2 separate regions of the Homo sapiens genome follow, and region 2 is linked to region 1. The links are chromatin contacts, found by Hi-C or POLR2A ChIA-PET in ENCODE. All regions are on one chromosome and are shown on one strand. The core of a region is the stretch at or near the end of the contact, and the rest is flanking DNA. Distances in the headings are between cores, read along the strand shown. Region 1 has its middle 15 kb from the start of MIF-AS1. Region 2 overlaps SPECC1L (sperm antigen with calponin homology and coiled-coil domains 1 like).

Evidence for each region. Hi-C counts contacts between places; a loop is a spot of excess contacts on that map. ChIA-PET counts read pairs that join two places held with the same protein, here RNA polymerase II (POLR2A). Pooled maps may share reads with other maps.
Region 2: a map with no recorded cell type shows a loop between it and region 1 (3-fold over the local background). The contact joins two enhancer-like sites. A Hi-C loop is called at or near these places in 1 of 37 single-sample maps with no recorded cell type and 2 of 50 pooled maps. POLR2A ChIA-PET finds 5 or more read pairs at or near these places in 2 of 52 experiments (WTC11 and activated CD8-positive, alpha-beta memory T cell).

The regions. Positions count from the first base shown.
Region 1 is chr22:23,912,295-23,916,208 of GRCh38, forward strand. No RefSeq gene overlaps it. Among named protein-coding and RNA genes, the nearest start is that of MIF-AS1, 15 kb to the left of the region's middle. Within about 2 kb of position 1,762, at least 37 of the 41 ENCODE cell types and tissues checked have a DNase peak (open chromatin) inside an H3K27ac peak, as active enhancers do.
Region 2 is chr22:24,405,276-24,409,189 of GRCh38, forward strand. All of the region lies in intron 14 of SPECC1L (sperm antigen with calponin homology and coiled-coil domains 1 like), which reads left to right. All of the region lies in intron 15 of SPECC1L-ADORA2A (SPECC1L-ADORA2A readthrough (NMD candidate)), which reads left to right. Among named protein-coding and RNA genes, the nearest start is that of ADORA2A, 20 kb to the right of the region's middle. RefSeq lists enhancers at 3,114-3,615, 3,616-3,914. Within about 2 kb of position 1,901, at least 8 of the 41 ENCODE cell types and tissues checked have a DNase peak (open chromatin) inside an H3K27ac peak, as active enhancers do.

The sequences.
Region 1 (3,914 bases), core at 512-3,011:
AGACAGCCTCCCTTCCGACCAGAGACATTCCAACCCCGCAATAAACTTTCCCTCACACAGAAACATTCGGAACCTACGATAAGACCCCTTCCAAAACCCTTAAATATCCTTAGTCTGTAACAGAAGTTAGTCTGAGCTAACTCGGCCAGAAGCCCCTCTCAAGTTTATTTTCTAAAATAAACCTGTCCTTGTTGACTGCCCAGCCACCCTTCGTGTTGCTTTCCTCTTCCTTATAGTAAATGTCCCAGTCTGTAAGTGGGACTCGTGCTCTGAGACTAAGCTGGTCCCCCCTCCACAGGTTTGTGCTGGCAATAAACCTGTGTTGCTGTTAAGCTGCCAACTCTTTAACCCTCACCTTCCCTTCAAAACCTAACAAAGATGAATGAGGCATGAACATGAAGACAGAGGGTCAAACCCAAAGAGCAGATTCCGTGAGAAGTCTCCCTATTGACAAGGGTTACTAAGGATGGGGTCTTCTCTGGACCCCCTAGTCTTAGACTTAGTCCACCACATCCAGAAGCCCTTGAAATAAGATTGCAGTGCTTCTGGCATAGCCAAAGACATAGACTTCTCTAAAAATCAGTGCCTAGCTCTCCCCAGGCTGGGCCCTAATTTTTAGTCCAAGCTGTATTATTTTGTAAATCTTCCTGCCATTTCATAGACCCTGGTCACAGTGAAACATTCTGCAGGGGTTTGGGCTGTAAGTAACATCCTCCCCAACTGTCTGACTTCTTTATCACATCTTGTTGGGACAAAGGTTTAAGAAATATTTTTATTAACATCCTCTTGGGCAGTAAGTCCTACCATTCCAGACCCCTCATCCAGGCCTATAATGATTCCAGCCTGTAAGTGCTAGTGGGGCTTTGGCATTAAGTTGGTCCCCACCTCTGTAGGTTGTGTTAATAAACCTGTGTTGTAGAGTGGTCAACTCTCTTGTCTTTAACCCTCGTCTTTTTTCAAAAACCTAACACTCATGTGTCCTCTCCCTCACCTTCTCCTGGCATCCCTTGCCACTGTCCCTCTGTCCCTCTTTCCCCTCCTTAACCCAAAGGGAAATCTCTCCCAAAGGTAAAAGTCTCCCAGGGGTTAAGAGGGAGCTTGAGGCACCAGAAAGAGCTATAGTCACAGCCACCTGTGAAAGCCATCTCTGAGGTCCCTTCCTGTCACAACAGCTGGGCTCCTGACTCAGACCAAGACAGCTTTTGTTTCTTTTCCTTTCTAGCCCCCCACTTCCCACCCACCTTTCTGCTTTCTCATATGGGCTCATTATGGTTTATAGGGCTGGGGAACGTTGCCTCTTCTGCCCTCCATTTCTCCCATCTCCCTTCTTTCCCCTCCACTTTTTCTGAGTCCACTTCTCTTCCCTTCTTCTTCCTTCCCTCTGGGACGCTGCACAGTTCCTTCCACCCGGCACGGCCTGGGACTCTAGACTCCCTCTGAAGGCACGGAAGTATTTCCTTCCCTCCCTCCGACCCGATCTTTCTGCCCTTGATTCAAAACAATCTGAGGTCCCTAGGCCCTTCCCTTTCCGCCTCTGCGCTCCCCATGGGGTCCGGTGTAGTTTTCCCGCCCCTTCCCTGCAGCTCCCGAGACCACCCGGACACAACGGAGCCATCCAGCGCCCTCAGAGGCCCTGGGCACACGGGCAGATGGTCACCGCCTCCTAAGGGAGCAGCGCGCGCCCGTTGCTCGCTGCCCGTTGGTTGTTGCTGGTAGCTCCGGAGGGCGGGGTTGGCGAGGAAAGTGAGTCCGTATGTCCCCAGCATGCTCCGCGCGGGGGCGGGGCTCTAAGGGGGCAGGCGAAGGCGGAACTGGCGTGGTCAAACCAACCTATCAGCCTCCAGCATGCTCCGTGTGGGAGCGGGGTTCCCGGGGGCGGGGCTTGGTTTGTGTGCCCTTCCGGCGTTTCGCCCCTGCGTTCTCTGAGATGCTCCCACGCAGATGTATGGGCCTAATTCGCTAATATCCACTCTATATCCTGTTCCATCCTCTTGTAATGGGCGTTTGGAGTGTTGCCAATTTTTTGCTGTTATAATGATTGTAATAGCATATTAAAAAACTTGAACATAGTTTGATTGTAATAACATTAAATATAGCATCTTAAACATACAGTTTGAGCGTGCCAACCTGATGGGTGTGGAATGTAATATTCATTATAACTTTGATTTTCATTTCCCTACTTTGAGTAAGTTTGAACTTCTCTTTATGTAATTATTGACTACTCTGTTTTCATGTTCTGAGAATTGCCTGTTTGTATTTTATGCCCATTTTTCTATTGGGTTGTGGTTTTTATTGATTGGTAGTTCTTTATAATTTTATGGATACCAGTCTTTTACTAGTTCAGCGCATTAATTGCAAATATTTGCTCCCACTCTGTGGCTTGCTTCCTTTCCACCCCTAATTCCTAGGGTGTCTTTTTGAAGCACAAATCTAAAATTGTAACACAGGCGACTATCAATCTTTTCCTCTATGATTTGAGCATTTTGTGTTTTGCTTAAAAACTCAGCCCTTGTCCCAAGGTCATAGAGATATTCTCCCGTATTTTCTACTGATCCATCCCCCATATTTAGGTCTTTGGTCCATCTGTATTAATGTTTATGTGTAATATGAGATAGGGATCCTACTTTATCTGTATTGTGTTAACCAAAAAATGACTGAGACAGGTGTCTCAATCAATAAAGGTTAATTTAGCCAAAGTTTGAGGACATGCCTGGGAAAAACACAAGTCTCAGTTCCTAATATTAACCGCTTGCATTTAGTAGAAATGACCTTCAAGGTTCTCTGTAGCAGAGATGTGGTTGAAAAAGGAAAGGAAGACATAGGGTTTGTAGATGGCCATAGCTTCACGGAAGAGCGAAAGAAGGGCAGGATATGTGGTTCTCTCCCTATGGAAAACCATAGAGGCCAAAAGCTTCCCTGCCCAAACTTCAGCCCCAAAGACTCAGATAATAGCCTTAACCAGAGCCCTGGCATGAAGAAAGGACAAGGCCTTGACTGTTTATACAGACTTGAGATATGTGCTCACTGTGATCCATGCCCATGGTGCAATCGGGTACGAAAGGGGACTTCTGAATGCCAATAACAAATAAATCAAATATGAAACATAAATATTGGCACTACTGCACAGTGGAAATGACTAGACAGATTGTGGGGGTCATCTAATGGGGGACTTTGAACTAATGAAGGGGAGCAACCTGGCACACACAGGGAGGGAAAGTCCCTGCTTCCTTCAGTACCTCTTTATGAATATAAACCAATAAACCAAGACACTCCCCTGGGGAATTACAGGAAGCCATGCGAGAGGGAGAGCATCAGAGTTCCCTCTCAGAGGGATGGGCCCTAAATAAGAGAGGCAGGATTTGGGTGCCCAGAAATCTGAGTTGGGCTATTATAAAGCCTGCCCATGATCTCTCAATCTATGGCAAGAAGACTATGCACACCTAGCTCCTCAGGATAATAAGGACCCCAAAAGCAAAGAAAATGATGGATAAAGTGGCTGACCAATGTGTCTATTGTCAGAGAAACAATGCTCAAAACAGACCTCCCATATCTCCCTTGGCCAAGGTGGTACAATTCAGGGGAACCATGTGAGGGGAGGACTAGCAAATTGACTCCAGTGTTATGCCTATGTCTTCTAGAGGATTTAAATATCTCCTGGTGCTTTTCTGATGCCTTTGCTGGTTGGATAGAGGCTTTTCCATGCTGGACTGAAAAGGCAGAAGCCATGAAGTCTTTACTAAAGGAATTTATCCCTCCATTCAGTCTCCCTAAGTCAGTCCAGAGTGCTAATGGACCCGCATTCATTTCTAACATAGTAGTAAAAACTTCCCAGGCCTTGGTCATACAGTGGAAGTGGCATGTAGCCTGGAGACCAAACTCCTTGGGAAAGACTGAAAGGTCCCATAGAACTCTCA
Region 2 (3,914 bases), core at 651-3,150, 490 kb after region 1:
GAGGGAAGGAAGGAACCACACACCAGGGCACGTGGTATTGCTCCATGTGCAGCAACACATGGAGCAGTGGAGGCAGGTGGAGGTTTACAGGTCACATGAATATGATGAGGGTCAGCAGAATTGCGGCCACGTCCCCAGGAGCAGGGCTCCAGGTAGGAGCAGCCTAGGGACTTTCTCGGTGATTCTGTTGCGTGTTGGTGTCCTGGTTTGGATTCATGCCATCTGCAACACAGCAGCCATCTCCTCTACAGTAAGCAAACTAAACCCTAAAAATACCTTACAGGCTGGGCACGGTAGCTCACACCTGTAATCCCAACATTTTGGGAGGCTGAGGTGGACAGATCACCTGAGGTCAGGAGTTCGAGACCAGCCTGACCAACATGGTGAAACCTCATCTCTACTAAAAACACAAAAATTAGCCGGGCATGGTGGCGGGTGCTTACAATCCCAGCTACTCAGGAGGCTGATGCAGAGAATTGCTTGAACCCAGGAGGCGGAGCTTGCAGTGATTCGAGATTGCGCCACAGCACTCCAGCCTGGGCAACAGAGCGAGACTCTGCCTCAAAAAAAAAAAAAAAGTACTTTACATATGTAAAGCACATTACAGTTTCAGTAGGGGTCGAAGACTCGTCATCTTGTGTGGGCTGGGATTTCACTGAAGTCCAAGACAGCCAGGGTAGTGTGCCCAGGAAGTGTCAAACCTGGCTCAGACCCCTGTCCGCAAGCTTCATACTGGTGGTGGTGAGTTGTTTTTATCCAAGACATAAAAGCTTTAGCTTTTTTCCTCAATTGCCAAGAACATCCAGGGTGATTTTAGCCCTCCTGGGAAGGTAGGGATCATAAGTTCCAGGGGCCACCAATCCGCAGGCAGATTCACCTGTTGCCACCTTAGAAAGCAACAGAAAGTTTAGTTCCAGACCTCATGCAGATGGGGACAGAGCACCAGGCTGCTCCCAGGCTCTTCTGTGGGGTCCAGGCATGGAGCAGAGGCATGAGGGGCAGATGGCAAAAGGCAGGTCTGGGGGCCGCCTGCAGACACTTGATGAGGGCCCCAGGATCAGGGGAGGAGTGCTCAGCAGGCAGTAGGGAAGACAGGGCATGAACCCTTGCCCCAGGCATCCTGCGAGCAGTACCTCACTGTCATTCTCACAGTCATCCAGAGCAGTCTGGAAGGAGGCTGAGGCTCCAAGAGGCCAAGCACAGAGCTGGTCTGTGGGATCATTCTCCTCTCCCTGTGCTCCCCTGGCAGCCTGGAGCCCACTGTGGTCTGGGTTTGGGGATAGCTGGCGGGTTGTGTGCATGGTGGCGGCTGGCAGGTAGGGGGTGGAGAAGGCCTCACTGGGTGCTGGTCACACCTGCAGAGCAAAGGTCTTGACTGAGTGAGGAAGGGAGAAGCCATTTCTCTGGTGATTCCATGCGATTTTGTGTCGTTTCATGTGTTTCCTCTCCAAGATACTGATCCCGTCATAATATTAACGGGCCGTGGTGGCCGTGTGGAGGGGAGCTCCCCGCCTTCCTGCCTGGTGTTCTTGCACCGTGCCTTCCGAGAACCCAGCTTCGTTGTTCTTATAATTTAGTCAATATGACTTCATTAGCAGTTAGAGTTTTCAGCCTGGAACATTTCAAACCATGCAACAGCCAGTGACGTTGGGAGCAGAGGGCTGCGGGCTTCTTCCTCACTTCCCTGGAGGAACCCCTTTTTCAGAGCCCGGCTCATTCTCCCAACATGATCTCTGTGGATGGGGGAGGAAGCAGAGCAGCCAGTGGGCGCTCAAGCTTCACTTGGGCTCCCTACTTTCTGCCTCCAGCTTATCACATAGGGTGCCTTGGAGCCACGTGCAGCAGTCTGGCCTGGCTGCTCTCCAAACCTCCAAGGGTTAAGGGAGGTAGGGCCCCCAGCTAGCCTTCTTTTGGGCTTTACTTGTATTGATAGGAAATTTCGTTGTCAGGTACTCAAATGTGAACTTCCTCAGCCTGGAACTGAAGAAGCCATTGTTTTCTTCCCGGTTCAGGTCACTGTGGCATGCTTTGTAAAAGAAGTCTCTCTTCCCGGAGGTTCCAGGTGGGGCGGGGGTGCTGGAGCAGCAGCTTCTTCCCTGGCGGGGTGTTGGGTTTATCTTGAGGAAGCGGAGGGGGAAGGCTGGGGTTCCCACAGCCAGGCGGATGGGACACAGGAGCCTCTGCCTCGAGGCGCTGTGCAGTGGTGAGGCCAGGCACGTCCACGACCCTGCCAGAGCTGCCTGCGTTTCAGGGAGCAGAAGGGGCGGCTGCGGCAGGAAGTGAAGGTTTGTTTTCCTCCAGAAGTGAATGTGACCTCTGAGGGCCAGGCGTTGCCATTGGCCTCACACAGAGCTCCACACGTTATTAAGAAGCTTCCTGGCCCCCTCTCCCTGCAAGGATGCCTCTTTCATCAAGCACTTAGTCCCTTAGACCTGGCTCTTTTTTTTAGTACCTTTAATAGACTTTTTCCTCTGCATTTTGGACAAGGGGACCTTGCATTTTCATTTTGTAGTGGGCCCTGCAAATTACGGAGCAAGTGAGTCCTGGCCCATTCTTCATTTGTCTTGCATACTTCATTCCTGCCTCTTCTCTGTACCCTAATCCTAGACTTACTTCACTGTGGAAAGGTGCACAGGGCATTAGGAAATCTTACCTAGACAACTAAAGGAAAGCAGGCCCATCCTCCTATGATACACCTCACTTTGAATGATCCCAGAGACCAGCTGTGTGGCCTGGGTGAGTGTCTTGGCCTCTCGGAGCCTCACCCTCCTTCCAGACTGCTGCGGGTGGCTGTGAGAGTGAAAGTGAGTACTGCTCACAGGATGCCTAGGGCAAGGGTTCCTGTCCTGTCCTGTCTTCTCTGCCACCTGCCTAGCACTCCTCCCTGGTCCTAGTTTCCTCCCTAAAGAGCTGCTTTCTGAGATTCCAATGAGATCAAAGAGATGAGATTGCATGCGTGTGCGTGTGTTCAGGGGTCTTCAGTCAGCAGTAACTGTCAAGCCCTGTTTGCCACAAGGCACCTTCTTCATTAGGTCATCAGAACCCTTTATGGAGTGGTAACTGTTAAATCATGGCCAGAGCAGAGAGCCGCATGGAGGGCGGGCCAGGCCTCTTGGGAATGTAGCAGGTCTTACCCTCAGGACTGCATCTTCGTGGCCAGAAAGTGTGAGGACTACAGACTGAGGCAGAGAGGATTCTCACCTGGCCTAGGTATTTGGGGAGGACTGACATCAGTGGATGCCTGGTGGCACACATTTAGGTAGCCAGGTCAGACTGTCGGCACACCAGCCACCAGAGGCTTGCTGCCACCTTCCCCTGCGACTCTTGGCAGGTTTGCGTTTCCTCGTTCCTTAATCTGGTCACTTTCCTCACAGCAGTTTATAACAATATCTCTGGGTCATATCAGAGAAGCTGGAAGCAGCAGATGTTCAGGTTAATGAGAGGAAATGGCCTGTGAAAGTAACTCTTGGGTCTGCTGTCCTTTGGAAGGCTCATGCTTTGCACAGACACTGGAACGTTCTGGGCACGTGCAGTCAGAAGCCAGACAATACATTCTGATGATGCAGGTGATGAGAAGTCAGCCTCGTGATCCTCCACGTGGTCTGCTGCTGTGTAAGGACACCTGCCTAGAGCTGTGAGGCTGGACTGACGGTCTCCCTCGCAGGGGCGGCCTGCCCAGCCTGCTTTACTTGGGTCCTTGCTGGTTGGACACATCCTTGCAGCTCTGAGCCTGGGTTCCCATGGCCCCCACCTGCCCTTGTCTCTGAGCCAGGTCCCTGACTTGGTGTTAGGTCCTAACAGTATATAAAGAGGGGTCAGGATTCGTAAAGTGCTTTGTAAACTTTGTAAGATTCTGTACAGATATAGTTAATAATATAATGATAATAATAGTGTTAACATCATTCTGTGAATCA